Regions from separate parts of the Homo sapiens genome. Here all the other regions are linked to region 1. Evidence: chromatin loops called from intact Hi-C (ENCODE). Cell type or tissue: PC-3. All regions are shown on one strand. Each heading gives the region's core, and the rest is flanking DNA. Links, peaks and the distances in the headings are about the cores only. Region 1 overlaps FRMD6-AS2 (FRMD6 antisense RNA 2). Region 2 has its middle 46 kb from the start of LINC02310. Region 3 overlaps FRMD6-AS2 (FRMD6 antisense RNA 2). Region 4 overlaps LINC00519 (long intergenic non-protein coding RNA 519).

What was found. A loop is a pair of places that touch in the nucleus more often than their neighbours do. Peaks named below come from ENCODE experiments on the same cell type or tissue, not always from the same donor. Only the 100,000 strongest peaks of a DNase experiment are listed, where the experiment ranks them.
Region 2: a loop joins it to region 1, with 4 times the contacts of the local background. A loop is called at or near these places in 8 of 110 quality-filtered maps.
Region 3: it touches region 1 in a loop (2.1-fold over the local background); 6 of 110 quality-filtered maps call a loop at or near these places.
Region 4: it touches region 1 in a loop (2.5-fold over the local background); 3 of 110 quality-filtered maps call a loop at or near these places.

Annotation. Positions count from the first base shown.
Region 1 is chr14:51,531,066-51,538,843 of GRCh38, forward strand. All of the region lies in intron 2 of FRMD6-AS2 (FRMD6 antisense RNA 2), which reads right to left. It also overlaps a transcript of FRMD6 not described here. Among named protein-coding and RNA genes, the nearest start is that of FRMD6-AS2, 65 kb to the right of the region's middle. RefSeq lists enhancers at 3,127-4,326, 3,586-3,880. In PC-3, for the core only: no CTCF peak of the experiment used is centred there; DNase peaks (open chromatin) are centred at 2,296 and 3,756; H3K4me3 peaks cover 822 bases; H3K27ac peaks cover 3,478 bases.
Region 2 is chr14:51,439,686-51,447,463 of GRCh38, forward strand. It overlaps a transcript of FRMD6 not described here. Among named protein-coding and RNA genes, the nearest start is that of LINC02310, 46 kb to the left of the region's middle. In PC-3, for the core only: no CTCF peak of the experiment used is centred there; DNase peaks (open chromatin) are centred at 1,526, 3,016 and 3,336; H3K4me3 peaks cover 1,225 bases; H3K27ac peaks cover 3,880 bases.
Region 3 is chr14:51,454,502-51,462,279 of GRCh38, forward strand. It overlaps FRMD6-AS2 (FRMD6 antisense RNA 2), which reads right to left. Exons shown (of 3, transcript NR_051990.1): 3 at 11-314. It also overlaps a transcript of FRMD6 not described here. Among named protein-coding and RNA genes, the nearest start is that of LINC02310, 61 kb to the left of the region's middle. In PC-3, for the core only: no CTCF peak of the experiment used is centred there; a DNase peak (open chromatin) is centred at 4,270; H3K4me3 peaks cover 326 bases; H3K27ac peaks cover 1,549 bases.
Region 4 is chr14:51,301,515-51,309,292 of GRCh38, forward strand. LINC00519 (long intergenic non-protein coding RNA 519) reads right to left here. Exons shown (of 2, transcript NR_145423.1): 2 at 2,797-3,326. Among named protein-coding and RNA genes, the nearest start is that of LINC00519, 23 kb to the right of the region's middle. In PC-3, for the core only: no CTCF peak of the experiment used is centred there; DNase peaks (open chromatin) are centred at 1,307 and 3,627; H3K27ac peaks cover 1,634 bases.

The sequences.
Region 1 (7,778 bases), core at 1,493-6,492:
TCAAGCCCTTTCATAATAGGCATTAATCTGTTTATAATGGTAGAGCCTTCATGACCTCACCTCCTTCTTTTAGGCCCTACCTCCCAACACTGTTGCATTGGAGATTAAGTTTCCAACACATGCTTGTTAGGGGACACATTTAAATCCTAGCAGTGATTAAGGTTATCACCAGTAATAAGATATATCAACATCATGTACCCCTTGATAATGATGTGCTTAGAAAGGCACATTACTTCTGAAATATTCTTGCATAAAATGAATAACTTTAACATAATCACGAGAAAATGTCAAACAAGCCAAAATTGAGGGATAAGCAACAAGATAACTGACCATTATTTTCAAAAGTATCAAGGTCCTGAAAGACTAGGACATATTGAGGTATTATTATCACAGCCACAAGGAGAAATGACAACTAAATGCAATTTGGGACCCTGATAATCTGAATAAAGTCTGCAATTTGGTTAATAGTACGGTGCCAATGTTTATTAGTTTTGATCATTATCACTTAACTGTGGGTCTAACATACTTCAAAAGAAAAATGTGTTGTATCTACAGCCATTACATAATGAATAGCACAAAAAATTGAGGAAATATTCTTCCCGTACTCAACAACTATTATCAAGTTCAGTTTGACAAAAAATTTTCTCATGTTATTGTGGAACAGGTGAAGTTCTTTCATGGTCTTTGCTGTTTTACTTTTGCTTTACTCATTAACATAAATGAAAATGCCAATCAATATTCATATCAGAAATACATTCATTTGTCAATTGCAGCCATAAGTTGGCTATGGATATGAGACTGGCAAAAATCAACAAAAGCACTCTCTGAGTATCAGTTAATTTTTATTGCTTGTATTAGCATTTGTATATGTGCTATCCATCTATTATATCAGTAAAATTTATAATAAACATATACTTCTTTTCCAGGGAGTCAGTTGTTAAACATTTACCACCACATCGCTGAATATCTGTCAAAATTATTCATCTTTTCTTCTCTGGGGCTTTTTAAAAGAAATTATTGGGGCCAGGCGTGGTGGCTCACGCCTATAATCCCAGTACTTTGGGAGGCCGAGGTGGGCGGATCACGAGGTCAGAAGATCGAGACCATCCTGGCTAACATGGTGAAACCCCGTTTCTACTAAAAATACACAAAAATTAGCCTGGCGTGGTGGCGGGCACCTGTAGTCCCAGCTACTCGGGAGGATGAGCCAGGAGAATGGCGTGAACCCAGGAGGTGGAGCTTGCAGTGAGCTGAGATAGCACCACTGCACTATAGCCTGGGTGACAGAGCGAGACTCCATCTCAAAAAAAAAAAAAAAAAAAGAAATTATTAAATATGCATTTTTCATATTCTGGGATTGTGTCTAGGAATCATCTTGTGATTTTGCTGACAACAATTATATTCATTCAGATTGAAGAGAAAATGAATAAAATATATTGTGCCCACCCCAGGGTCCATGATACCTCACTGATCACCTGCTACTGATTATATTAGCAGTCATATGTCTTTGAGCCAATTTTCCACCCAGGTGGAAGTGTTAACACAAAACATGACTTAAATTAGTAAAAATTTTGTTTTGTGTGCTTATTTCATAATTTCCTGAGTCTGAAGACGTCCTTCCTATATAAACAACCACCTACATTGACTGAAACTCTTGAGGACAGAGTTTGTACTTAGTTCTGTCATTATTTTCAGAATCATTTTTCTCTTTTTGCATTACAAGCTTCAGATCTGGCCCACAAACTGACCTTCTCAACAGTAATAGTAGTAAGGAGACAGAGCTCAGTCCTAAGTTATCCTAAAGCTCATTCAACCCCATTTTGTAAATCTTTGTCAACCCAGTGCTCAGCACATGGCCTGGCACTTAGTGGAATGTCAGTGAATGTTGTCAATGTCATCCAGCCCTTTGAGGGCTGCAATACTGCTATTAGCTCACTCTGAATAATGTATCTTTAGAACAGTCCAGAAAATGTTATGTCCTACAACCAATAATGGTCTCTGCCTCCTCCATGTCTTGCCAAGTGCTTAGGTCACATACCTTTTGCAGCTCTCTTGATTTTACCTAAGTGTAGCCCAATGACAAAGAGAGGACCATTCAGAGGAATTACAATGCCAGATGAACAAAGCCAAGACCTACTTAGGTTTTTGCTGGGCTTCGAGGAGTCTGGGTTTTTTTCTGGGGTGGGGCAGGCTGATGGTAGGGAACTGCTCTGCTAGAGAGGCTTTGGCAATTACTCAGAGATGTTTACAAGGATTTATTTCTTAGAGTGGTTTGATTTCCAGAAAAATTGCCTTTAAAAAAAGCTGGATAAAACAGGTTCCACATTACACTTGTATGAGTTGTCCTGAATGGCATAAATTATTTTTCCTGAGGCTATTAGCTCAGAGTCTGAGCAACACACTGGTGTTTTTACAGGAGTCTAATGCATAGAGATTACGGCTGACTCTCCATTTTATATAATTCCTGACCTAGTACTGAGTCTCACCAAATGTTGATGATCTTCAACTCATTCAGCAACTGGGAAATAATCACATTCAGACATTTCTACCAGGCTTGTCATAGCTACTAATGCCATCCTTTAAAAAGGAAATACCTTCTGAACCCTATCAATAAATGTAAAAAAGAAATACCCTTCTGAACCCTATCAATAAATGTCGTGGTCTCAAGATGACATTGCCAGGCCCTTAGACCCAGGTTTCCTGTTTCCTCCTAGGATGCCACCCCTGTTCCACTTTCAGAGAGCGTCTCTGGGTCTTGGCTGAGGTTGTGCCTAGTGAGTTCTTGTCACTGCACACTGACAATAACTCCCCTCACTTGCAGTTTTCCTGGTGGGCTACTTTCTTCAATGTGGATCCTTTTATCTCTTTCAATTATAGTAAGACCAATAGGAAGAAAGTCTTTTGGGGAACAGCAGAATTGCAGCTTCTAGGTGGGTGGGGAAAGGACCTAATTCACAGCCTTGGGTTGACTGGTTGTTGCATGTGCCTGGGCAGCTCTGCCAGTGCCTTGCACAACCAAGGAGTCAAGTCTATGGAGGGTGGGGGTACACAGGGAACTCACCCTGCTCCTGTCTGCCTGTAGGGACAGCCATCCACATAGTTCAAACGGCTGTAGATCTCAATTCATTCTAAAGTCTACTAACTGGTTATGTTTTCTCGAACCACATGCTTAAACCAACTTCTTCCACATAAGCAGCTTTTACCCATATAATATCACTATTACAGGGAGGAAAGATTTTGTCACTCTACCCATGGTAATGTGTGATGTAGTCACCAGTCCTCAAAGCTTAATTACAACAGTGCTGCATGATTGGAGATTGAGTTGTTTCTTATGATGGTTGATTTTTTTATTGGACAAGGGCTTAGAGCCTAGCTATAGGAAGTTGTTTCTTTTGGATACAATCCTAGAAGTTTTCCTTTTAAAACATTCTTTCTACCTTTCCTATTTTCAATACCTATCAGGTCTATGTAAATATCACCGTCTCTCTCTTCTTTGCCCAGACAGCTGTCACACTATTTAGCTTTTCCTTCTATAACATTCTACTTAAAGAGGTTGCCAGTGTCACTTTCCCTCCTCTAAAACTGGGGATTAAAATTCCCAGCCTTCCAGAACAGGTAAATAATTGCTTTGTCATGAGAAAAATCAATATCTGCTACCACAGGAAGTCGGGCAGGAAGCAGTTGGACAAAGGCCTGCACTTCAGCTGTGCAGCAGAGTCATTTGTGTGACCCCAAAGGTTATGCTTTCCTGCTTGTTTTACAAAAAGCTGATGAGCCAGGCAGAGGAACCAGAGTCCAGATAGGACTAGAAGTATGTGCCAGGTACTCTCCAGTGGAGAACGCAGGGCCCCGGGGCAGCCGCTCAATTAGATGTATTGTTGACCCAAGGTGAGATTCAAGAGGAGATAAAGACTTTCAGGGAAAGGGAAGAGCAGTGAGCAGTTCACCCACATTCCCCACCAAAAGTGAACTACTCAGATATTTTGCAGTTTTCTCTTCTAATGCTCAGGGAGCTACAAGGACATTTTGAGCCTATTCAGTCATCTTTTGATTGAAATCAGGGAAACTCAGTACTCTCATGGCTTCCAGGGTCCTCAAACCTTTCTAGCCCCACTTAAAAAAAATAGCTTATTGAAATATAATTTACACACATAAAATTTGTCCCTTTAAAGTATATAATACAGTGGTTTTTAAAATATATTCACAGTACGTACAACCATCACACAATCAATTTTAGAACACTTTTACCACCTCAAAAAGAAACCCTATACTGTTTACCAATCATAATCCTATTCTCCCCTCACCCCATCCCTAAACAACCAATAATCTATTTTCTGCTCTATAGATTTGCCTATTCTGGACATTTCTACTTTCTATCTCCACAGATTTGCCTATTATGGACATGGAATATGTATAGTCTTTTGAGACTGGCTTCTTTCACTTGGCAAAATATTTTCAAGGATTATCCATGTTGTGGCATATATTAGCACTGTGTTCCTTTTTATGGCCAAATAATATTCCACGATGTGGATATACCACATTTTGTTGATCCATTCACCAGGTGATGCACATTTGGGTTGTTTCCATTGTTTGGTTACTATGAGTAACGTTGCTATAAACATTCATGCACATATCTTTGTGTGGATACATGTTTTTAATTCTCTTGGAGTGAAATTGCTGGGTTATATGTTTTGAAACACTGACAAACTTTCCCAAAGTGGCTGCTCCACCTAACAATCCCACCAGCAAGGTATGAGGGTTCCAATTTATCCACATCCTTGTCTACACTTATTATTGTCTGATTTTTTTATTTTAAGCTTTCCTGGTGGATATGAAGTGGGTCTGATTTGTGTTTCTTTTGTGAATAATGATGTTGATCATCTTATCATGTGTTTATTGACCTTATCATTAAACACATCTTGTCATCTGTTTATTCTCCTATGGTAAAATGTCTATGCAAATCCTTGCCCATATATATATTATATTATATTGCATTATATTATATATATATTTTATATATATATATATATATAGAGAGAGAGAGAGAGAAACAGGGTCTCACCCTGTTTTCCAAGCTAGGGTGTGTTAGTGTAATCATGAATCACTGCAGCCTCACCTCCTTGGCTCAAGTGATCCTCCCACCTCAGCCTCCTGAGTAGCTGGGACTACATGCCCATGCTACCATGCCTAGCTAATTAAAAAAAATTGTAGACACAGGGTCTCACTATGTTATCCTGGCTAATCTTGAACTCCTGGCCCCAAGTGATCATTCCTGCCTCAGCCTCCCAAATTGCCAGGATCACAGGCATGAGCCACTGCAGCTGGCCTCTTGCCCATATTTTTAATTTATTTATTTATTTTATTTTTTTTAGAGGAAGTCTCGCTCTTGTCCCCCAGGCTGGAGTGCAATGGCATGATCTTGGCTCACTGCAACCTCTGCCTCCTGGGTTCAAGCGATTCTCCTGCCTCAGCCTCCCCAGTAGCTGGGATTACAGGTGCCTGCCACCACACCTGGCTAATTTTTGTATTTTAATAGAGACGAGATTTCACCATGTTGGCCAGGCTGGTCTCGAACTCCTGACCTCAAGTGATCTGCCCGCCTTGGCCTCCCAAACTGCTGGGATTACAGGCGTGAGCCACCGCACCTGGCCTCTTGTCCATATTTTTAAAAGTTTTTAGAAAACATCTTACTTTCTAGTTATGATCATTCATAAACCAGCTGAGCAGTTTTAGGGAGAACACTTTACATGGTGGAGTGATATGGATAATGGAGTTTGTTTAATATGTTTGGGTGGATTTCTTTTAAATAGGCTTTTTAAAAAGCAGCTTTAGGTTCACAGGAAAATAGGAAGGTACAGAGATATCCTGACTACCCCCTGCCCCCCACACACAGTCTCCCCAACTATCAACATTCCCCACCAGAGTGGTACATTGGTTAAGACTGATAAATCTACACAGATACATTATCATCAAAGTCCATAGTGTATATTAGAGTTCGCTCTTTATGTTGTATATTTTATGGGTTTTGACAAATGTACAATGATGTGTATCCACCATTGTAGTATCATACAGAATAGTTTTACTTTCCTCAAAACCCTTTAGTGCTTTTCCTATTCTTCCTTTCTCTCAGACATTGATCTCTCTGTACTTTTGCATTTTACAGAGTGCCATCTAGTTGTAATCATACAGCATGTAACCTTTCCAGAATGGCTTCCCTCCCTTAGTAATATACATTGAAGTTTCCTCCGTGTCTTTTCATGGTTCAATAGCTCATTTGCTTTTAGTGCAGAGTATTTCATTGTATTGGACGGACCACAGTTTTTATTTATCCATTCACGTACTGAAGGCTACCTCGGCTGCTTCTAAGTTTTGGCAGTTATGAATAAAGCTGCATAAACATCTATGTGCAGAATTTTATGTAGACTTAAGTTTTCATTTCATTTGGGTCAATCCCGTGGAGTGTGATTTCTGGATCATATGATAAGAGTGTTGTAAGTTAGTTTTGTAAGAAACAGCCAAACTGTCTTCCAAAGTGGCTATCCTATTTTGCATTCTCTGTAGCAATGAATGAGAGTTCCTGTTGCTCCACAACCTCACCAGCATTTGGTTTTGTGTTTTGGATTTTGGCCATTGTAATATGTGTGTAATAGTACCTCACTGTTGTTTAAATTTGCAATTCCCTAATAACGTAGGATTTTGAACATCTTTTCATATGCTCACTTGTCATCTATCTGTACATCTTCTTTGGTGTGGTGTCTCTTCATCTGCTCATTTTTTCACTTGGGATGTTCGTTTTTTATTGCTGACTTTTAAGATTTCCTTATGTATTTTGAATAACAGTTCTTTATCAGATATGTCTTTTGCAAATATTTTCTCCCAGTCTGTGGCTTGTCTTTTTGTTCTCTTGACAGTATCTTTCACAGAGCAGAAGTTTTAATTTTAATGAAGTCTAGCTTATCAATTATTTCTTTCCTGGACCATGGCTTTGATCTTATATCTAAAAAGTCATCACTGCACCCAAGGTCATCTAGATTTTCTCTTGTGTTTTCTTCCAGGAGTTTTATATTTTTGCATTTTACTTTCAGATTTATGATCCATCTCGAGTTAATTTTTGTGAAAGGTACAAAGTCTGTGTCTAGATTCATATTTTTGTATGTGTTAACTCTGTACATTTTAAAATTGGGTTGTCTTTTTTATTGTTGAGTTTTAAGAATATATATTGTAGTTATAAGTCCCTCACTTGACTTATCTATGATATGAGAATATTTTGTCCCATTCTGTGGGTTTTTTACTTTTTCGGTGGTGTACTTTGAAGCACAAAAGTTTTTAATTTTAATGAAGTTCCATTTATCAATTCTTTTCCTTTGTCACATGTGAATTTGGTGTCATAGCTAAGAAATCATTGCCTAATCCAAGAACAGGAAGATTTACTCCTGTTTTCTTCTGAAAGCTTTATAGTTTTAATGCTTGTATTTAGGTCAATTATATGTTTTGAATTAATCTTTGTATTTGGTGTGAGATATTGGTGTAACATCATTCTTTTGAATATTGATATTCAGTTGTTCTGGCGCAATTTATTATAAAACTATTCTTTCCCCATAATTTTCCTGGCACCCTTGCCAAAAATCAACTAGCCACCTAAGATAATAGGGTTTATTTCTAGACTCTCAGTGCTACCCCATTGATCTGCGTGTCTATCTTCACAGCAGTACCACAATGTCTTGATTACTACAGCTTTGTGGTAAGGTTTGAAATTGGGAAATATGTCCTCTGCTTTT
Region 2 (7,778 bases), core at 1,111-6,110, 92 kb before region 1:
TGACTTGCCCTCCAGCACACATCACCTCATGTCAGATGGCATTGAAGAGGCTGTAGGCGTTTTTTGAGCTCTAGCTAAGTAGAAGTCAATTAGGGTTTGTTGGAATATATATGTATATTTTATAGTTACTTCTGTGTATTATTAAATTATTGCTAGCGTAACCAGAGTAGGAATGTCTTCCAGGAATATGCCCACTGTCCAATTTGGTATCTAATTTTGTATTTGTAATTTTGTATTTTTTTTTAAGAGTCCCTCCTCCCAACAACCAACAATTGTCTGAGCTTCAGTTCCCTAAAATTTCGGATCCACCCTTGGCATTATGCTAATGTATGAAGAACAGCCAGTTAGAAATGTTAAAACAAAGAATTCAGCAGGAAAACAAACCCTTGTTAATTAGTGTAAACAAAAGATAAGAAAGCGCAGCGCCCTTGATCTATTTAGCATGTGGATAAAGAGCTAACAAACTTCAGCAGATCCTGAGGCCACCACTGTGGTAAAGCATGTGTAATAATTGATGTTAGTAGTAATGATCTTGAGTCATGAAGGAAAGCTTAAACTGTTGAATATACTCGTTAAAAATACAGAGAAATTTATAATTCATCTTAGGAATATTTTCTACAAATGTTTAAAATAGAAATGTTGGTGCTTACACATTCAAATTTTCAATGATCCAGAAACATACCCAAGAACAATTAATTATCCAAGGGTTTAGCTGGCCTGGGTTTTATTCTGGTTTGGTTATGTAAAGCTGGAATGGTGGGTTATGATCTTTATTCCAAAAATCAGAGTAGTGTGCTGGACCAATCAGTTGAATCCAACTTCCCTTGTCCTAACTGCACACGTTTAGCACATTTCTCAAAGAATTGTCACCAGTGAGGTAGGCTACCCTTAGAAAGTGCTGGAGAACTGAGAATTCTGCTAAAGGTGTTTGTGAAGGCAGAATAGTGTCAAGGATGGGCTATAGGACATAGAGCCAAGCAAATGTACTTATACTTGCTTAAAGAGAGAGAGAGAGAAGAGGAGAGAGAGAGAGAGAAGCAATAGTTGCCAACATTTATTGAATACTTACAACGTGTCAAGCACTGTGCAAAATATTGCTTCATATAAATCATGTGTCTGAATTAATCAGCCTAACAACTCAATCAAGAAGCTATTTATTAGTCCCATTCTTCAGAGTAGGACATTAAGGCTAAGAAAAGTTAAGAGATTTGTCCAAGATCAGAGAGCTTCCTAACCCTGGCACTATTAAGATTTGGGGCTGTATAATCCAAGGGAAAGTTCTGCAACTTTTAGATGTTTAGAACATCTTTGGCCTCTATGCCTTTACCCACTTGATACCTGTTGTGGCAAATAAAAATATCTTCAGATATTGCCAAATGCCTCCTTGGGATGTGGAATCATCTTTGGCTGAGAACTGTTTACCAGCAGGCATGGAGTCACTGCTATAAACCCAACCTCCACTGGTGCTCCTTCTGCAGCCAGAGGGCGGGACCTCCTCTCTGTTATATGGACACATTGTATGCTAAGTATCAGGCAGCCTTGCCAAATGCTCCACAACCTGGAACTGGACACAGGGAGGCTTTCGGGCCCTGCCCACAGTTCCAGGCCCTGACACTTCTATCAGGCAATTGCTGGGCCACCCCTTTTGGAGAACTCCATATCCTACCAGAAATCTATAGAGGCTTGTGGCTATTCTTATGCCTTCCCTCAGTTAGGTCCCACTTTCACTCTGCTTAGCATCCAATCCTCAGAAACTGAGGTTGAGAGTTGTGGCTGTATCCTACTTTCACTAAAGAAGGTGGGATTGTAAATTTTTTAATTTTCCATTCTTTTAAACTTTTATATGTCTTTTGGGAGGGGAATTGAACCAAAATACTTCTATTCTGTGATCCTTACTAGGAGCCTTGGTCCAGTTTTAGTTCCTGTGTCTCAAATCTGTGAAAGAGAGGGAGAGACAGATGGACAGAGAGAATGCAGGTGTCTAAATGTAAACCCATGCGTGTAGAGTTTTAACATTAGCTACGCTTCTTCCTAAATTGACGTTGGGATGAAGCTCCAAGAAGGTACATAGAGCTCTTCTTAGAACTATAGAATTTCAGAAAAACATTTAAAAAATCTTGTTGTGGGAATAATATAATGATGCAAAATTCCTTTGAAAATTACTGTAAATATGCAGTGACATTAAATGTGCTTGAAAATTATATACTACTTAATGACATAATTAATCTTTTATATCTGTTAACCGAGATGAATACAAAAATATGCTGTCTTCTTTATTCAAACACCTGAAAAGTCAAGTTTCTTGACAAGCCTTACAGGCTTGTTATCATCCGTGTGTGTGCTCAAAACTTCGTACCATCAGACAGCCCAGGGGAGTGCCAGCAGTTGCAGTGTAAGGACCGTTTTTATCTAGCTTATTCTGTGAAGCACATTAAATGTTTCTCATATATTTCAAAATCTTAAAAGCATTTGTGGATGACAGTGACTTTAACAATTCTGAGAGTAGAAAGTGCTCAGTGGTTTTGAGCATTGGGGGATTCAATCTAGGTTAGGGATCCCTTCTCCCCTCCTCCGCTCTCTCTTGTCCTTTCTTTGCCTCCCTAATCTTCCCTCCTCCTTTCTCTTTCTCTTCTCTCCTTTCCTTTCTCTTCTCTCATTCTCTTTCTCTCACATATACACATGTACTCCCACCCCTCTTTTTTCGAAGGTTTTAAATTCCATCCCTTGATGAATAATTTTAGTAATTGCCCAGTGATAGTGCTAATTAAATTAGACCTCCAGAGGGAAGGCTACTCTTGAGTCTAAATGGCCTTGTGAGTTTTCCTATCTCTACTTCTATTCTAGCAAACTTCTAGAAAGCCTCTGCCTTGCTTGTCTTTAGTTTTACTATCTTCTGCTTATTAAGTATTTATCTCTTACCCTGCTCCCCACATATTATAAGCTCCTCAGGGCAGAAACTATGCCTTTTAAATGGATGCTATTCTAGTGACTACTCAGGAAATGTTTGTTGACATATTTGACATGTTGAGTCTCCCAGGTCTATGGCTGCTAATGAGACATTGCTGGTCACTTCTTCCTCCTCTTGGGCAGCCCCCTTTAGGATAACTATATGCCAGACCTCTTTAGTATAACCATTTTGGTACAAAACATGTTGAAGCTTTATGTTCCATTCCACCTCAGAAGAACAGCAAGAAAACAAACAGAGTGACGTACCATTTTCTCAAGAAACCATGGAGTGCAAAATAGCAGAAATCACCAGTGCCTGGCCTTATGCCTGCATGCTTTCTGAGCTTGGATTCCTGGTGCATAAATCACTGCATGACTCTGGCTTCCCCATACTTGAGGTTGTGAAGGCACCAGGATGGGGAAAAACCCTGCAGGATTTTAATCTTACGTGCATCATCCATAGGCTTCTCCCCCTTCTTGCCACTACTGGCTCAGGACACACACATAGTTCAATGAAATAAAACATATTTGTTCCCTATCTTTCAAACAGTCTTTTCCAATCTAATGTATCAAAGACATTCAAAAGTTTGAGCAAAGGCTGTTCTTTCTCTGACTTTGTTTCATCATGGGCAAGTCTGCTAAGGAAAACAGCACATGCTAGCCAGAAGAACTTGAAAAAGTCCAAGATGTATAGATTTCTCATTTCTGTCCCCAAAATCTTTCTATTTATATTCTCTGAGTGTCAAAATGGATATGACTCAGCTGTGATCCACCAAAAGATGAGGCAGCGTGTTAATTCAACCCTCACTCTCTCTATCAGCATATGGCAAGGTTTATGGCTGCCAAAAAATGCACAAGCTCTTGCCCCCAAATATGAATGAGCAAAACACCCTGTGCTTTATGAAACCAAAGGCTGCATCTCCACCAGCTTGCACTGGATATGCAGTCTTTCTGGGCCTGACCGGGCTGAAGGTACAAATGATGCACAGGATGAGGAGTTGGTCTTTCCCATGCGGGGTTTGTGCCATACTCTTCTCTCTGAAAGTCTGCCTTGCTGCAGCCTCCATCCCCATCTTCCAAGAGAAATCGTACAAAAGATCTCTCTCCCCAAGTCCTTCTGAAGTAGTCTCTCCTTTAAAAAACAACCAGGACATTGTTTCCTGAGCATTTGCCAGGAATGCCAGAACAAGGCTTATCTCCACCAATAGAGAAATAACAAACATCATTCCTTTTCAGAAAACATGGCATGTATACATGCATATTTGGGGTAAAGGTAGGGAGAATGAATTATCCCTTTCAAGCAAGTTGTGAGTTTTTTTTTTTTTTTCCTCTCGTTGTCCAGGCTGGAGTGCAATGGTGCAATCTTGGCTCACTGCAACCTCCACCTCCCAGGTTCAAGTGATTCTTCCGCTTCAGCCTCCCAAGTAGCTGGGATTACAGGCAACTGACACCAAGCCTGGCTAATTTTTGTATTTTTAGTTGAGACAGGGTTTTGCCATGTTGACCAGGCTGGTCTCGAACTCCTGACCTTAGGTGATCCACCCGCCTTGGCCTCCCAAAGTGCCGGGATTACAGGCGTGAGCCACCACGCCCAGCAGTGGGTTTTTATCTAACAGAGTAAGTTTTTCCTGGTGAGTGCTGGCCCCACTGGCAAGAGGCTTAATGGTAATTTTGTTGCCATCAGATGCTGAGATTAGCTCCTGAGCTTTGTCTCTTGAGGACTACCTGGGTCTGGGAGGTGAAGATGAGAACTGGCATGTGGTTGCGCTGAGAGTTGTTTGTACAGGGTTGCCATGATATGAAACTGGGGTTACACTGCCATTCATTTTTTTCTCTCCTGTTTTCCCTGGACAGTCTGTAACGAATCCATTGTTAGCAATGTGTGTGTTCAGTCGTTTAGTAAAATTCCAGCCTATTCTTGTGGTGCTGATGAAAACTGAGAGAGAGCAAGGGAATTTGGACTTCTGACTCATCTCTTTTAAGCACTTTGAAGGCTCTGTCTGCCTTGAATGGTGATGGCAGGTGAGGTCGAGAGCCAGCTTCTTCTTGGCTCTGGCAAGAAGTCACGGAGCCCTATACCCTTAGAGTTTTATTCTTCAGATGTCTAAATTGTTTTTCTAAACTGCTTTAGCGAGAAACCCTGTGCAACTGATAGGGGGCGGAGGCATCTGTGTGCTTGAGAGCTCCTTGTTGTCGATGTTGGTGTCTAGAGAACCCACATCCCAGTCCATTCCCATCTGGCCCGAGATGAAGCAGCTCCTCAGAGCTGTTCCTTTTAAGTTCTTCCCCCACCTCCTACCTAATGCACTGTACTTGAAAACTTATTCAATGATATAATACTATAATGATCATTGAAATGCCTCAGGAGCCTGGAAATGGCTCAACTTTGATCAACTATTAATTTTTTTATTTGTTCAATGGACCCAGGAAGAAAGAGAGGGTCTGCTGCCATCCAGTTGACCACCAAAACCTCAGTGAATCTTGGCATAGATTTGCTCCCTGCCAAGAGAAGCTGGACTATTGCCTGAAGCAGCAAGAGATGAATGGTTCCTTCTGTAGGTCCTGGCATGAAAACATCTCATTGTTCTATCCTGGTCTATAGGGGCTGCGACTGGGCCCCCCTCAGAGACCTCAAGCACACCAGCCTCCAGGAGAGTCGCCTGCCAGCTTCCCAAGTCTGAAGAGAACATTCCTCCCTCTTTCCTGATGTCATCAAAGCCAGTGGTTGGGTCTGGGTTGAGGAGTCTCGGTTTTTCCTCTTTTGTGACCTCAAAAATAAGTCCCCAGGTTTCCTAGTCCATGAGAAGAAGAGTGGAAGAAAAACCCCTGAAACAGAAGTGCAATTTTTTTTTTTTTTACAAACAAATCTCCATGATCATAAAGTTATACAATGTTAAAGCTAGATGATCAAGTAGCCAAACCGCCTGGCTTTGCAGTTGAGGAAACTGAGGTCCAAAAGGATTAGGAGACATGCTTAAAGATTTGATACCTGCTAACACCTCATCAGAGACACCTTACAATATCAAATGTAATAGGGAAAAAGTGAGAAAAGAATACCTTCCTAAGTGACATCATCTCCCCAAGTGCTACTCATCTTTGTGCCCTCAGCAGTTAGCACAGAGAAGGCTCTGTAAATGCTTTCAATGAGTATGAAAAAGTACCTAGCACAAGACTGTCTTATGTTGTAATTTTGCGTTTACCCATAATTAGCTCAATAAATATGTATTAAATTATTATGACAGCTAATGCTTCTTGCGTATACTACATAGCATGTTACATACCAGGTATTTTGCATGTATTGTAGGTATTTGCATACCTGTGTTGTAGATAACATCACTATCTCCGTTTCACAAATAAGGAGGCAGAAGCGTCGAGAGGTTTGGTACTTACCACTGTCACAGAACTGACAGTGATGGAGTTAAGATTCAAGCTCAGGGTGACTGGCTGCAGAGCCCATTCTTAGCTTCTACACTGTCTTGCAGAAATTAGTTGTATGCCTAGCACTGTGCTGGAGTTGTAGAAGATAGTCAGTTTTCTTAAGAAGTTTACATTTTCTGGGAAAAACATGATCTGCATCGCAGCAGAGCTTTGAGCTGGGGCAGTGGTAGAAGGAACCAGAGGAGTGACCGCGATGGTTTTCCCTGTGTTCTGGCTTCTCCTTTTCATCTTTGGGAAAATTTACCCTATAAATACTGAGAAAGTAGAGATAAGCTTGAAGATTCATAAGAGACTGCTGCTGCCCAAGAGTATATGAGGGAGCAAAGAAGGAAAATACATTGGCCCCAGAGGAGGGTAGTCCTTCTCTCTTGTGTAGACACACACACACACACACACACACACGGAAGTTGAGGTTGCCTGTATTGGGTTCTGGATTTCATAGTTTTCTAAGTCAGTCACACGTCCAGAGAAAGATGAGTTGGATGATTTGGAAACCAGACAATATGGTTGTCATTTTAGTTATTCTTTCAGAAGTAATTTAGTGAATGTCCATCATGTAGCCACTAGTACTCCAGACCTTGTGAATATTGGCAATGATCAATAAGAAATGGTCTTTGCCCTCAAGGTACTCTTGTGCATCACTAGTGAAGTTTACAGTGCAGTGAAATAAAACCTGTGATTGGGGTGAGGGCAGGTACTTTGCCAAATCCTGACCATATTAAAATGATTAGGGTGCAGTCATTTAAGGGGAAGACTGAAGCTCTTTTCCTTGGAGAAGACAGACATAGGAAGAAATGAGAGTTGACATCTTGGAGAGGAGATCCATCATGACGACCTAGGCTGTGAGCCTCTAGGTCCTGGGAGAGCTTGGGCAGGATGGGGATGGGCTTTGGTCACAGATGTTGTACAGGAAATTCCACAATGGCTGTGAGGAAGTACTGAATGACCTCAAAGATTCTTGGAGACTTCAATACTTTATAATACTCTGTCCCGATATGAGTGGGCAAATGCAGGCAGAGGTGTAGGACTCACAAGGAATCCTTTACAGCTCCTAACTCCTTGCATTTCCATGGCATGGAGTAGAAAAGCGTAAATGAGCAGAGGGCCTGCAGGGGTGCGGGGAGCAACAGCAAGGCCACTCTGGGGTGCGGGGAGATGTGGAGGGACTTGTAAAATGGTGTTTGACCTTCTCAGGCTTAGAATTCTACTAGGTCCCTGATGCCCTTGGAAAACACATTGATTGAATTCTGGAAGAGCTTTATCAGCCTTGAAGCTCCCATTTAGCTTACCTGTGTGCTGCCTGCTCCACTCATGGGAATCAGTGTTCTTCTATACAGTCCAGTGCACAAGCCTGAACACCAGGAAGACGTCGTACTTATGGGATGCAGTTATCA
Region 3 (7,778 bases), core at 1,405-6,404, 77 kb before region 1:
AAATATCTGAGTTTGAATCACAGTCCCACCACTGCTTAGCCTATGGGTTTGGCAGCTGCCAACCTTCCTGAGGCTGCTTCCTGGTTTATGAGATGTTGGAATCTATTGTCAACCTCTAGTGCCTCTTCCAGCAGTCTGGTGTCATAGGCCTGTGATATTCTGCCTCCTCAGAAAGATGTGCTTTTGTTCACGAATTCTTCTTGAGCAGTTACAGCTCTTACTCCAAAACCCAGAGTCTTTGGAGCTGTGACTACAGGACTGCAAAGGAAGGGTCTTGGAATGATGTGATTACTCTCCATTCCCTTTGTTAGGTCCTATAATTAAAAAAAAAAATGAATGCACTGAATGAGGATGCATTTCAATGAAGAGCATATGTCAGAGGATCTAATGGCACAGGATTTATGATCATCCCATGAATTGAGCAAAGACAGTAGTTTGGTTCATTCTAGCGAATAATTAAATGTAAAGAATCAGGAGTTTTAAAAACCTGTTAAATAAACCTGGTTCAGAATTTCCCAAACTGTGTTCTCAGGACAAATAGGTAGTCTGTTGAGAGAGAGAGAGAGAGTGAGAGCGAGCCAGTGAGCAGTAGTCAAGTAAATTTAGAAAAGATGAGGTTAAATCAAGTGTAACAGTTTCTTTACTATAGGACTTCTTAGGACATTAAATATACTTAAATGCACCGGGAATCCCAAGGGGGATATAGAGTATGCCTCCTAAGCTAACCTGATTATGAAACTATTTTGTCAAGGCATACTAATTCACATCCCAAGAATTTAATTTTCCATAGAACACAGTTTGAGCAATACTGTTCTAGCTCCTTCTAGCAGTTCCCAAGGAAGTGATTTTCTTAAGGCACCATTATGGATCTTTCAATCATTATTCCTGACTGCTCTTGTCATTGTGGTGATATCTTGAGCTGAGTTTTTAAAGCCTATAAACTTCTTGACCTTGGATACTGTATTTATGGGTTTTGTAAATTCTTGCATTTGTCGGGCAGTTTTTATTTCCTCAAATATATAGTTGTCAGTGTTAACCTGTCCCGGACACTGAAGCAGCATTTTTAGCTCTGAGTTTTGCCATCATCAGTCTGTGTGATCTTGGGTGAGTCGCTTAACTTCTTTTGGTAGAGTCAGGTGACCTGGGCTAGGGTCCAAGAGCAGGAGAACACTGGGCAGAGAACAGCTTCAAACTCAGGGTTAATAGTCATAGAATTTAGGAAATTTGGAGGCAAAGCAAACGTCTGGGAATGAGAGGAGACAGCATAGAATTCTGGTATGGGGAGGAGGCAGTAAAGGGAGAGGTAAGGGAATTGGAACTCTCCATTGCCGAGGGCAGGCCTCCCTCTAAAAGCCAGATAGATGCAAAGATGGGGGAAGGTGAAGTTCAAGGTCAGCAGAGGCCTAGTCTTCAGGGGTAAGATTAAGGATTAAAATTTAGGAGAAGGTCTTGGACCTGTGCCTGATCTCCCTGTTATTTTCAGGCAGTGGGTGGGTGAAGCCTGCAGGATCAAAGGAGAGGAGCAGTTCCTTGCATCCAGACGCGGATAAAGTCTTAGGAAGCACTGGGCTTGAGGGGGCTCTGGGTGGGTGTTTGTTTCTGGCTGAATCATCATCCTGTGGGAATATTTCTTTTTCTCTTTTTTTCTTTTAAATTTTTTTTATTATACTTTAAGTTCTGGGATACATTCTGCAGAACTTGCAACATTGTTACATAGGTATACATGTGCCATGGTGGTTTGTTGCCCTTATCAACCCATCACCTACATTAGGTATTTCTCATAATGCCATCCCTCCCCTAGCCCCTCGCCCCCTGACAGGCCCCAGTGTGTGATGTTCCCCTCCCTGTGTCCATGTGTTCTCGTTGTTCAACTCCCAATTATGAGTGAGAACATATGGTGTTTGGTTTTCTGTTCTTGTGTTAGTTTGCTGAGAATGATGGTTTCTAGCTTCATCCATGTCCCTGCAAAGGACATGAACTCATCCTTTTTTTACAGCTGCATAGTATTCCATGGTGTATATATGCCACATTTTCTTTATCCAGTCTATCATTGATGGGCATTTCTCTAATGACCAGTGATGATGAACTTTTTTTTCATTTGTTTGTTGGCTGCATAAATGTCTTCTTCTGAGAAGTGTCTGTTCATATCCAGCAATGCTCCAAAACTGAAATCAGTATATTGAAGAGAGATCTCCACTCCCGCATTTATGCAGCACTACTCACAATAGCCAAGATACAGAATCAACTTAAGTGTCCATCAATGGAAAATGGATAAAGAAAATGTGGCATATATACACAATGGAGTACTACTGAGCCAGAAAAAGGATGAAATTCTGTTCTTTGCAGAAACATGGATGACCCTGGAGGACATTAAGTAAAATAAGCTAGGCATCAAAAGATAAATACTGCATGTTCACAGTGATATATGGAATCTAAAAAAGTTGATCTCATACAAGTAGAATGGTGGTTACTAGAGGCTAGGGAGAGCAAGAGAGAGGAAAATGAGGAAATATTGGCCCATAGGCAAAAAGTTACAGTTAGGCAGAAGGAATATATTCTAGTGCACAGCAGTGTGACTATGGTTAATAATGTTGTATTGTGTATTTCAAAATAGCCAGAAGAGAGAATTTAGAATATTCTCACCACAAAGAAATAATAAATGTATGATATGATGAATATGTTAAATCCCCTAATTTGATTATTACACAATGTAAACATGTATCAAAGCATCACAATATATCCCATCCACATGTACAATTATTGTGTCAGTTAAAAACAAAATTAAAAAGAGAATTGAAAACATAGGCAATAACAAATAAAAGCTGGAAATCATCAAGTATATGATGACTAGAAAAAAAAACAACAAAACAAGAAGAAAAACGAACCAATGACAGAAGGGTGGGTGCTGTGGTTGATGAAGCATTTTTATAAAAAGTAGATATGGGAAGCTACGAGTCCCTGTGATTTCAGGTCCTTGCTTTGTAATCTTATTTTCCATTTGAAGCTAATGATGTGGCAAAGAGTTAGAGAAATGTCCCCCATTTTTCCTGCAGATGATCCTCCTGAACATCCACCATTCCTAAATATTACACCTGAGCTGTGCTTTCTAAGATGCCCCAGTTATACAAGTGTTAGGTGTAGGTTCCAGGTATTAGAAACTGAGCAGGTCACATGGTAGCACTTCGCTGTAATTGGGTGAAGGGTCTAATCAATAGGTCAGAGAATATTATTTATGGGAACTTTCAGTAGAGCAAAATGATTGGCTTATAAAAAGCATATTGCATGGAGCACCTTGAGAGAGTATGTGTTAGGAGGCTGTGACGGTGTGTTTTCATCTTTGCATTCCTAGCACCTATTGCATGAATGCCTTAACATAGAATGGATGTTTACTAATGGGGAACACATGGATCAAATCATTAATATTTAGTGAATCCTGGTAGTAGAAGAGGATCTTGAGAACTCAACCTGTGCCTGCTCTGAGATCAGCTTGGGTTCTGACATGATTGTTTGTTTATTAACCTTTTTAAGGTGCCTTGGAATGTGGGCCAGATAAAGGAGGTAAAAAGCAGACTTGCATTCCATGTGAATAACTTGATTCCTTTGTTTCCAAAATTCAGTGGTTCACTCTTTAACCTATGTGGCTTTGTATGTTGTCATTTTTAATGATTTTTGAAGAGTAGAAGAGAGTTGTGTTGATATGATACGAGAGATCAATACCAGTTATTAACTGTTCCTTTTTCTTGCATGGCCCCTTTCCCATCTCCTCTCACCCCTACCCCAATCTCTTATCAGTCCAAGGAAATGTTTGCCCAATGACTGATTAGATTTTCACAGTAAATTGCATTTTTGGGAGATGATCCTGATAGCATGTTCACAGCTTCCATGGAAGGTTTTGAGGTTATGTGTCTTATCTTCAAGCTGTTCAGTGTCTTTATGCAGCATTTTATCTCCAAGGGTTTTTGTTGTGTTTTAAATGGGTTAAGTCCTTTGAAGTTTGATAGACAGTCCTTTCTGGGTCTTCCTAAATTCAGTGAATTCCTCAATACTATCTCTACAGACCATTAGTGATGCAGTTCCAGAACCAATTGGCTGTTTGATTATTTATAACTAGGAAAACTAGAAGATAAGCAAAGTGAAAATGAAGAATTGAAAGGGCACCTGGACTGTGTTCTAGTCTGCAACCTGATTATTTTGGTTGGACTGGTGTTGGGGTGAGCAAAGGGTGAATCATGGTGTCCAGTCATTTCCAGTATGACCAACTGTGGATTTTGCTTCACAAGCCATGATGTACTCTAGGTCTTAGTGATGAGACGTCTGCAGCTGCTTAAGCTGTGTAGAGGGCTGGTGATGGAAATGAAGGAGGGTACTTACTAAAACACTCAAGTTCACTGGTACTGGAAGCAAGGCTGTGACTTAGTGGCTTGGGCTGCCAGAAAGAATGAGAGAGCTTCCTCGAATTAGCAGAGATGGCAGAGGTTGTCTGGACTAACAACCCCATCCCTCCTCCTTCGTATCTGTCAGAAGCGTACGGAGCATCGGAGATGCACACGGCAGCGTAGTGAAGTGCTGAACGGTGCTAGCAGCTAGTTAAATAGTTCTCCCCTTAGATTGACCCTTAGATCTATTTACCTATAACTGAAATCCACTGGTTTTACTTCTGTTCTCTGTAGCAACAAAGCGCAAAAATCACTTTCTCTGACAAGGTCTCATGCTGTTCAGTCATTTGCTATTTTTTCTAACTCTTCTAATCTCTCAAAGATGACCATTGGTGTCTCTGAAATTCCTGTAGGCCCTGGAATCCAATTCACATGGGCCTGGATTCTTGAGGCCACTTGAAATGACTAGGCCCTCCCTCACTAACTTCTTGCCTATCCGGCACTGAAATTTCCTCTTTACATGGTTTGTTCAAAACCCTCTTTAGGTTAAGCACCAGATTTTCTTTTGACTAGCACAGAGGTAGAACAGTCACTGGGGATTTCTGCTTTCTCTCTTCCCTTTCCCAAGCAATACTCTTTGCTTTTCTCCTTGTTTCAATTATACCTTAAAAAAGCTGACGCTGGCGACGCCTGTAATCCCAGCACTTTGAGAGGCCGAGGTGGGCGGATCACGAGGTCAGGAGATTGAGACCATCCTGGCTAACATGGCGAAACCCCGTCTCCACTAAAAATACAAAAAAATAGCCGGGCGTGGTGGCGGGTGCCTGTAGTCCCAGCTGCTCGGGAGGCTGAGGCAGGAGAATGGTGTGAACCCGGGAGGCGGAGCTTGCAGTGAGCCAAGATCATGCCAAGGCACTCCAGCCTGGGCGACAGAGCAAGACTCCATTTCAAAAAAAAAAAAAAAAAAAAAGCTGACGCATACAGCTGACTTAAAATTACTGACTCTCTTTTTTTTTTTTTTTTTTTTACAAACTTCGGCTATGGCTAATCTTTTGGCCTTCCTGATACTATTGTGATAAGTTCTTGCTAAACGAAGTAAAACGGTACTCTTTATTTAATTACTATTTCCGTTAATACAATCTTGCATCCCAGTTTTGTCACTTGATATCATATCATGAAATCTTTCCAAGTCATTAGAATTTATTCATGTATAATGTGTTTATTCATTCAACAAATATTTATTGAACAGCTGCTATATGCCAGAAATTATAACATGTGTTGGGAATATGTTGGAGAAAACAGTTAGAAACAGGGCCTTGTATTAGAAATACATTAAATAATTACACAGATGTTTATTTAGTCAAGGAAACACACATGAACCACGAGAGGGAACTGTTGGGGGAACTTGACCTTGTCTGGTATGTAAGAAAGAGGAGCTTCCCTGAGGAGCATGGAACATAATTTGCTCTACATTCTTCCCATTCAGGGACTTTGCATTGTTTCTAGTCTTTGGTTATTTTCAATATACCTACAATTAACACTTATGTGCATGCATGCTTTTATTTCCATAAAATAGATTCCTAAAAGTATAATTACTGACTCCCTCTGTGCATAAGTAATGTTTCCTTAAGGTAGTTTCCTAAAAATATAATTACAGGGTCAAGGACGTGAACATTTTATGGCTCTTGATACATATTTTTTAAAGCTTTCTAAAAAATCAGCAGAGTTTTAAAGCTAGCAAAGGGTCTTGGACCACCACATCTCAAACCACCTTCATAGAAACATCAGGTTGATTTCAAGAAATCAGTTAAATTATTAGTAAGAGCAAGTGATATGTTTCCTGTACATGTTCTCAACTGGAACTAATCAAGGTGTAGTCCTCTGGAGTAGATCCTGAAGATGTTGATTAGTGGTCTGTGAAAAGTACAAAGATTGAGAACTAAGCATTTTAAAACTGTGGTAATAAGATAAAGTGATTTTATGTTAAAAAATCTGGATATGTATATTGTATGTTCCTTTTTCATTTTTCTTTTAGTAATTTATTTCTGTAAACATTAGAAGTATTGGCTTATGACGGAGTGAGAGGAAAAAACAAGTCCTTCCCTACATATAGTTTATATAAAAGATAGTGGAAACCCCTTGGTCAAATTTGCTTTTATAGATCCAAAGAGCCACAAAGGGAAACCAATGGGATTAGCAGATTTTGACTACAGACATGTGTACTTGAGTTAAGCCACACAAGAGCTGTGTATATCTTTCCCAGAAAGATAAAGCACACCTATTACAACAAATGAGACATGTGCTATTTAAAGAATTTCTGTGAGAAATTTCTCAGTCCAGGAATTACAGTTGTCTGCAGTTTAATTTTTGCTCTTAGACTACAGCAAGGTACTTGACCATTGAACTTGCCTATGATCAGACAAGAGAATGATGATTAGATGCTACCACTGCCAGTTATTTCTTCCAGAGGAAGTAATAAAAGGTGCCAAAAAATTTCCACCTCTGAAACCTTCCACCAATTGTGTCCATAAAGTTTAGCTATAAGTTAAAGGCTACTTCCTTTGTGTTCCTATTCCCAATAACAGAGATCAGAACTATTCAGACATTTGATAGGAAGAAGAAATCTCACCAGTCAAATGCTGAAACCACTATGAATAATACCTGAATGTCAATTAGGACTATACTGAATAAAAAATACAAGGAGTTACTGGTCTTTTGATGTCCTTCAAAAATTAAAAAACTTAGCTCAGAGAAAGGCCTCATCCATAATATTGGTGAGGGCCCCAACAGGTGAGAACCATGTTTTCCTAAAAACTCTGCCTGCCACCAATTTGCTGGTCAATGTAAGAATCAAGCAATTTTCTTTGCTCATTTTGAATAGAGATGGAAGGTAGTGATGAATTGGAGAGAGTAGATTCTGAGGTCAGACTGCCTGGGTTTAAATCCTAGAGTCTACATGTTACTAGCCAGCTGGTGGGTGTTACTTCTGTCTCAGTATCTCAGTTTTCTCACCCACATATTGGAGATAACAGTAAAGAGAAAATGCATGCAAGGTGCTTAGCACACAGCAGGCACTCAATAAATGTTAGCTGTTCTTATTCTTGTAATAAAACTTATCAGAAGAAATTCCTTAGGAAGGGAGAAAGGGAGGGAGGGAAGGAGGAAGAGAGGAAGGAAGGAAAGAAAGAAGGAAGCAAGGAAAGAAGGAAGAAAAGAAAGAAAGAAGGAAGGAAAGAGAAGAAACATCTTTTAAAAAGCAGTGGGACTAATTTTTCCTGTGAGATGTTGGAGAAGAGTGTGGGATTGGATCCAGTGGACTCTGGCTCTGGTCCTGGCTTTGCCATTTACTAAGTGTGTGATCCAGTCATGTGACATTGCTGAGCCTGAGATCCTCTTCTCTTT
Region 4 (7,778 bases), core at 1,085-6,084, 230 kb before region 1:
AACTGCTTCCCCTGTTGCTAGTCCCTGGGTGACCTGCCATCTCTTTTTGGTTCTCTCAACCCTATCCACTCCTCTATAAATAGTCTTTGATTATCATTTTTAGGTGCTGCCTGTTTCCTAATGAGGCCATGACTCACTCACTCATTTCCTAAAAAATGTTCAGGTAGAGGTAGATACTGTTAAACTGTTAAACTCTATAGAAGGAGGAGGTTGGGAGGCCCCAACAGTCAGAATATGAGGAGAAGTTAGGGCTTCAGCTTGACCTTGACACGTGGGGAGGATTTGCAGACACAACAGAAAGAGAACATGCCAGAAGAACATCGAGCAGAGCAAAAATTAAAGGGATGTGGGGATCTAACTGCACTTTGGGATCAATAATAGGTTGCCTGCAGTGAAACCAAGTAAGGGTGGGTTATAGGAATAATAATGCTAATGTTATTAAGTGCTCGAGTTAGTGTGTGCTAAGTGCTTTACTTGAACTAACTCATTCCATTTTCAACAGTCCTGTGATCTTGTTTTTGAAGAGGAGAAGGAAGCTGAGGTAGAGAGAGGTTAAGAGGTTAAGAACTAGTCCCAGGTTACCCAGCTCCTAAGTGGCCAGGATTTGACCCTTTGTAGTATGGCTGTGAGCCTGCCCTTTGACCCACCATACTGTGCTGAAGCATAGACCTCCAGAACCCATTGACTGTTTTGGAGCAGGGATAAACTCTGAAGAAAGTGATATTTAGGAGAGGATGTGCTGGATAGAAGGCATGCGGGGAAAAGCTGGGGGAATCTGCGGCTCTCTCTGCAGGGCATTCAGTTAGCATGCTCCACCTCCCACGAAATGCAGGGGAAAAGAGGCTCTCAGCCACATATCAATCAGATGGGATTGTCAGCTGCAGAATGATGAGGTTTATACATTTGGAAAGGAGAGCTTTATTTCTCATAAAGGGTTGCAGCCTGCAGGTGGCTATTCTGACAGGCTGGAAAACACAGCCTTTGGCCAGAAGCCAGAAACAGATACTTCAAGGGAGGGGCAAAGGGAACAGAAATTTATGCTGAGTGGGGTGGCTGAAATACATATTTAATAAGCTGTAGGAGGAGTTATAAATATGAAAGGAAAAACATACACATGCACAATTGAACTTCATGCCTCTCCATGGGTCGTATGTTCAACAAATGACTGTGTTAGCATGATCTGAGGGTAGAATTTTCAGCCCTCTGGCATCAAAGGTGAAGCATTGGACACAAAAATCCTCAGTGTACATCCTCTGTAGACTGGCCAGAACCACTCTGTGGTCAGAAGGAATGCTGGTCATTTGTGTCAAAGGCACTAAATGGGAGGGGCAGTCATGGGGTTGGTTGAAATCAATGGTGGGGCAAGCCTTTCCCAAGGACTAGTTTCTGTTTAACCCTTAGGAAAGAAAAGCAAGGGAGGAGGTATAACTAGGCCTGTCCAAACTCCCATCCAATCATGGCTCGGAACTCAGTTTTCAAGGTTTCTCTGTGGTCCCCTTGGCCAAGAGGGGGCCTGTTCAGTCAGCTGCAGAGCTTAGGATTTTATTTTTATTTCTCAGGTTCATCTGCCCTCTTCTGGGTGTGACTATGGAAGAGCTGTCTTTCCTTTTCATATGCCCCGCGTCAGAATTCTTGTTCCTTTATCTGAGTGGCAGGGAAATGGAAAGGACCGGAGTCAGGATGGCTGGGAGTGACAGCTATTGCCAGGTCCAATTAACAAAAGGGCCTGGAGGAAGTGGCTGCCCCAATCCTGGCAGAGCCCATGTGTCTGCAGGGTCTGTGTTGTCCCTGGATTTTGAGATAGCCCCTTAAGAATCAACATAATTGTTTTTGTTTTTAATTCCTCTGAAATGAATTTCTTTAGCAGCCAAGTAGCTCCATTTAGCCAGTTTGTTCTCTTTCTATTTTCCATGTGGAAATGTAGGTTAGGCTGGGCACAGTTGCTCACACCGGTAATCCCAGCACTTTGGGAGACCATGGCAGGTGGATCACCTGAGGTCAGGAGTGCAAGACTAGCCTGACCAATATGGTGAAACCTCATCTCTACTAAAAATACAAAAATTAGCTGGGCGTGGTGGCATGTGCCTGTAGTCCCAGATACACAGGAGGCTGAGACAGGAGAATGGCTTGAACCCCGGAGGTGGAGGTTGCAGTGAGCCAAGATCGCGCCACTACACTCCAGCCTGGGTGACAGAGTGAGACTCTGTCTCAAAACAAACAAACAAAAAAGGTAATGTAGGCTAACCTGAGTTTCCTTTTCCTCATCTCCACAGCATTGGTTGTAACCCCTATCAGACTGTACTATGTGCCTTCATGTGCATTCCTGTCATGGAGAGCACCCAAAATAGGTATTCACAAATACTAGTGGGAATTGCTCCCTCCTATTAATCTATCTTCCTTCCATTTAAAGTCATTATGAAATGATAAGGGTGTTGGACAGAGTCCGTCCTCCCCTCCCCTCCCCTCCCTCCCCTCCCCTCCCTCCCTCCCTCCATCCCTCCCTCCCTCCCTTCCTTCCTTCCTTCTCACTGTGAAAAATTCCAAACAGACATAAAAGTAAGATAGTGAAATATACCATCATCATCATCAAGACTTATCAATGCTCAGCAGCTTGCTGTATTTCACTTATTTTATTTTTGCTAAAATATTATGAAGCAATCCCAAATATCATACATTTTATATCAAATACTTCAGTGTGCATATCTAGAAGATAATGTTTTCTTGGCTGGGTGTGATGGCTCATGCCTGTAATCCTAGTGCTTTGGGAGGCCAAGATGGGAGGATCACTGGAACCCTGGAGTGCAGACCAGCCTGGGCAACATAGTGAGACCATGTTTCTAAAAATAATAAATTAGCTGAGTGTGGTGGCACACTGATATGGTTTGGCTGTGTCCCCACCCAAATCTCATAAATCTCATAAATTGTAGCTCCCATAATTCCCTCATATTGTGGGAGGGACCCGGTGGGAGATAATTGAATCATGGGGGTGGCAGTTTCCCCCATACTGTTGTCGTGGTAGTGAATAAGACTCCTGAGATCTGGTGGTTTTATAAGGGGAAACCCCTTTCACTTGGCTCTCATTCTCCTCTCGTCTGCTGCCATGGTGAGGCATCCGCAGTCACGTGGAACTGTGAGTCCATTAAACCTCTTTCTTTTGCAAATTGCCCAGTCTAGGGTATGTCTTCATCAGCAGCTTGAGAACAGACTAATACACACTTCTAGTCCTAATTACTTGGAAGACTGAGATGGGAGGATTGCTTGAGCCCAGGAGTCTGAGGATGCAGTGAGCTGTGATTATGTCACTGCACTCCAGCCTGATCAAGACCCTGTCTCCAAAAAAAAAAGAAAAAAGAAAATTATATTTTCGTAACATAATGTCATTAATACACCTAAAAAAATTAACAGTAATTCCTTAATAGTAAGTAATACCCAGACCATAGTCGCATGTATTCAATTGCCAGCACAGTCTTTTTATAGTCGATTTGTTCAAATCAAGATCTAAGCATGGTAAGTAGCACAAGAGAGAACAGCTAGCTGGGGCCCCGTTTACAGTTCTTAGAGTGGAATGCAGGAATTTCTTTGCCTAGTGCACAGTGAGTCAGTTTTACTAATAAAGTGCACCCTGACATTTGTGGTTTTGACTGTCTGGAAACAACTTCAAATGTACATGGCATTTAGTAGTGTCTGCTGAAGCACAAAAGTGAATCCTAGGGACTCCTGAGGCTGTGTCTGGGAGGGAGTGGTTCAGCTAGAGAGTAAACCTAGCTGAGAGCTGGCACTTGGCTCCTCAATGACGCTTTGTTCTTCTCTTCTTCTCTTTTCTTATTCTTCCCTGATTTGGGATTTCACAGACTTGTACAATTAAAAAGTAGAGTTTTACATAGAATTATTAATCTTTTATTTTGCTAAGTAAGGACATCAGAAAAAAAAGTCTTGGCTGGGTGTGATGGCTCACGCCTGTAATCCCAGCACTTTGGGAGGCCGAGGCTGGTGGATCATCTGAGGTCAGGAGTTTGAGACCAGCCTGGCCAACTTGGTGAAACCCCGTCTCTACTAAACATACCAAAATTAGCCAGGTGTGGTGGTGCATGCCTGTAATGCCAGCTGCTTGGGAGGCTGTGGCAGGAGAATCACTTGAACCCACGAGGCAGAGGTTTCAGTGAGCTGAGACTGCACCACTGAACTCTAGCCTGGGCGACAGAGCAAGACTCTATCTCAAAAAAAAAAAAAAAATCTATCACCATTATTTCTTAAAAGAAAGGATATTTTAATACTAAAAGGGTAGAACTGACATGATTTCAGAATAATGGAGCATCTATCCCAGGAAGTGATTATTGGCCACCTTATCTTGACATTATATATGTTCTGTGGTTCTAGTTTTGTTATTTTGTCATGGATTGGTGAACAACATTTTGTCACAGTTTGGTATTTGGGAAGCATTCCTCTACCCAAGATTGCTTAGATAGTAAAACTTGTGCCGTGATAAAAATGTCATTCTCTTTTGAAAAATAGTTGAGTGGGAGAGGAAACTTGTAGTAAAAGTTGAAAATGAAGTTAACTTGTGATGTAGAGATAGGCACAGAGATGCTACTGTTTTGATCTGTGATTTAGGGGCATAATGGGAGCAGGTACAAACATTTCCATATTCTCATATAGATCTGCGATTAGATCAAGGGATGTCAAGAATTATTCTCTTAAACTTATTAGGCCTCTGATCCAACTTCTTCTTGGCTCCCAAGAACTTTCATTGTTCTTGCTCACATTTCCAAGCCCACATGTCCTCCTTGTCCTGTACTCACAGCCTAATACCAGCATTAAGCGGATGACCCCCACATTTGCATCTCTTGCCCACTCTGCTCTGCTGAGCTTCAGACCAATGTATCCAATTGCATTCAATAACAGCTGCATTCAACAACAGGGAACCGTTACTCTGCTTCCTCATTCTAGCTCTTCGTCCTCTCTTCCTATTGTGCAAAATGGAGACTTGCTCATGCCAGAAACCAGGAGCTCTCGCATCCATATTCACCCCTCTAAGATTTTACTTCCGAATATATTTCAGTCTATTTACTTCATGCCATTACTATCCCTACCACTCCAGTCTAGGTCACTGCTACCTCTTGCTTGGGCTTCTACAACAGTTCTTCTTACTCCACCATCTCTACACTAACCCTACCAGTTCATTCTTCATACAGCCAGAGTGACTTTCTTAAAATGGAAATTGTGTCACATTGTACCCCCTGTTTAAAGCTCTGAGGGCATTTGAGATAAAATGAAAAAAAAAAAAAATTAAGAGAGGGTCCAAGTCCCATGTGGCCTGCCCATTACCCAACTTCAGTCTCATCTCAAGCAACTTTCCTTTTCATCTACCCTGCTTGATTGATACATGCTGGACTTTGATTTTCTTGAATACTCGAAACTTTCTGATTCAGAGTAGGGAAGACATGGTGTTTCTTCTACTAGAAAGTCCTTCTCCCTCCCCTCTCTGCTGTCTGTCTCTTCCCCCTCTGCATTGTAAGCTCCCTGAGGACAGACCCTAGACTATTGTGCTCATTAATGAATAACCAATATCTATTCATAATAGCACAGTCCTTGGCAGAGAGTAGGTGCTTGCTAAATGAGTGAATGACTATTCCAATTAATACCAAACTTCCTTCATCCCTATAGAAGGACAGAAAGGAGAGGCTGAATATATTTGAAAAAGAAACAAGGCCATATCTTTGCTAGGTCAGCCAAATTGATATTGGGTATTCAGACGAATATTTATCTGTGTCGTTGTAATAACGGACCTTTCTGTGAAATAAAGTCAATCATATTTAAGTGGGTGCTATGATCAGCCCCATTTTGTCTGCGTTGCAATAATTGCCAAGGTTTCTATAAAACTCCTGGAAAGGGTGACCCCTCTGTCTTGATAAAGTGCTAAATCTGTCCATTATAGACAAAGATCTATAATATGTCCATTAAAAAAACACTAAGTACCTTATTAGAAAAGACTGAAATCAAATACATGGAAAATGGCCCCATAACTTAAGCCCACACTTTTATTACAGTTTTTAAAGAGAAGAGTCAACATATTTGTAGAACCATTTCCTATAATACTTTTCAATAAATTATATAATTTGCACTTTTGCTTAGCGGAAATGAAATGTGTTCTGAGAATTGTAAGCCCACATTGAGCTCCTATTTTACTAATTCCCTTTTAATGCATCATCTCAGTGACTCACATTTAGCACCACATCTTACTGGCTAATTATCTCTACTTTTCAGTTTAGCATCCTACTTCATGCTAATTGAGTCCTTACTTGTATTTTGTGGGTATGATTTATCCCAACTATACTGTAAGCTTCTTGTAAACAGGAGTTCATGTATTTTTCTACTTCTGCATTGTAGTTACCCTGTGTAATAGGCAAAGTCATAGAACAGTGAAAAAAAAAAACAACCGACATCTCAGGGGCTTTGTTTCCTACTCAACCTGCATGTCCAATATGGGTCCGCAGGGGAACTCTGACACATCCATCACCCTCATATTCACCCTACTAAGAGTTGTGTTCTCCCAGGGACCCAGGCTAATGAAGGCTTTGTCTTGACACTTCTTTCCCTGATCAAAACAACACTGAGGAGGAAACATGACAAACCCCATAGCTGGATTTTATAGCTCCTGCCAGTGTGTAATACATATCATTCCACATGCATGTCATTGGCTAACACAAGTCACACGGCCATGCCCAACCTCAAAAGTGGTGGGCAAATGCAGCCCTATTGTGTGCCAGGAAAGAAGAGAGTCAAGAATACTGGCAGCTCTGCACTCATGATTCACACTCAGTGCTGCTCAGTTCCAGCTCATGATGGGATTTCTATCATAACTTGTTTCATTGAAGTTTGGAAATGCCTGAAGGAATATATGTGGGCTCAAGGTAAAGAGAAGGCAGTTACTGGTTGAAAAGAAGAAAGTGTGGCTACTGTGTGTTTGTACTCTTTCTTGTTTCAATTTCTAAAATCTGGAAGGGAAAGCCCTAAAGAATATTTCAAAATAAAGGACCCACATGAATACCTGCCTTTATGTAGCCAATAGGTGTGTACTGACTAATCATCTGGTATTCCGCTTGACCTAGTCAACATTTCTGCCAATGATTTGCATGATTGCAGATGTTGACATGCAGAAAACATTTGCATACTATATGAACCTGGAACCAAATTACTGGAATGAATAATTTGGGTGATAGAATTATGATCCAAAGCTGGGATCATGGGCTGGAATAATGGGTTCACTGTAAAGGATAAATGTGTGATGTTTGGGTCTAAAGACCAATTCAATTACAAAACTACAAGATGGCAGAGCTTTGAATAATAGCATATGTAAAAAATCTTCATGATTTTATGTTGACATGAATTGTATTCTTATCTGATGGTGGGATATGGTGGACAAATGAATTAAAGGAATGTCTGTCTGCATGGGAACATGACACCCAGGCCCATGAAGGAGGGGCTCATGAAGTCTGCTCAGGCATTGTGCAGAGCCTTGAGCTAAGTTTGGCCTGTCAGTGCTTGAGGGACCTTGACAGATGAGCCTGCCCAGAGGAGAGTAGTGAGGTTACCAATGGAATGAGAACACTCAAGGAGCAGATGAAGGGGCTAGGCCAGCTTATCCTAGAGAATAGAGACTGGATTGGGGAAATGTGGGATGGGAAGGGCAGCCTTCACATACTCATAGAGCTACCAGGTAGAAGAGGGAATAAACTTTGTCTTGCTGTGGAAGGCAGAGCAAGGATAGATCATAGCAC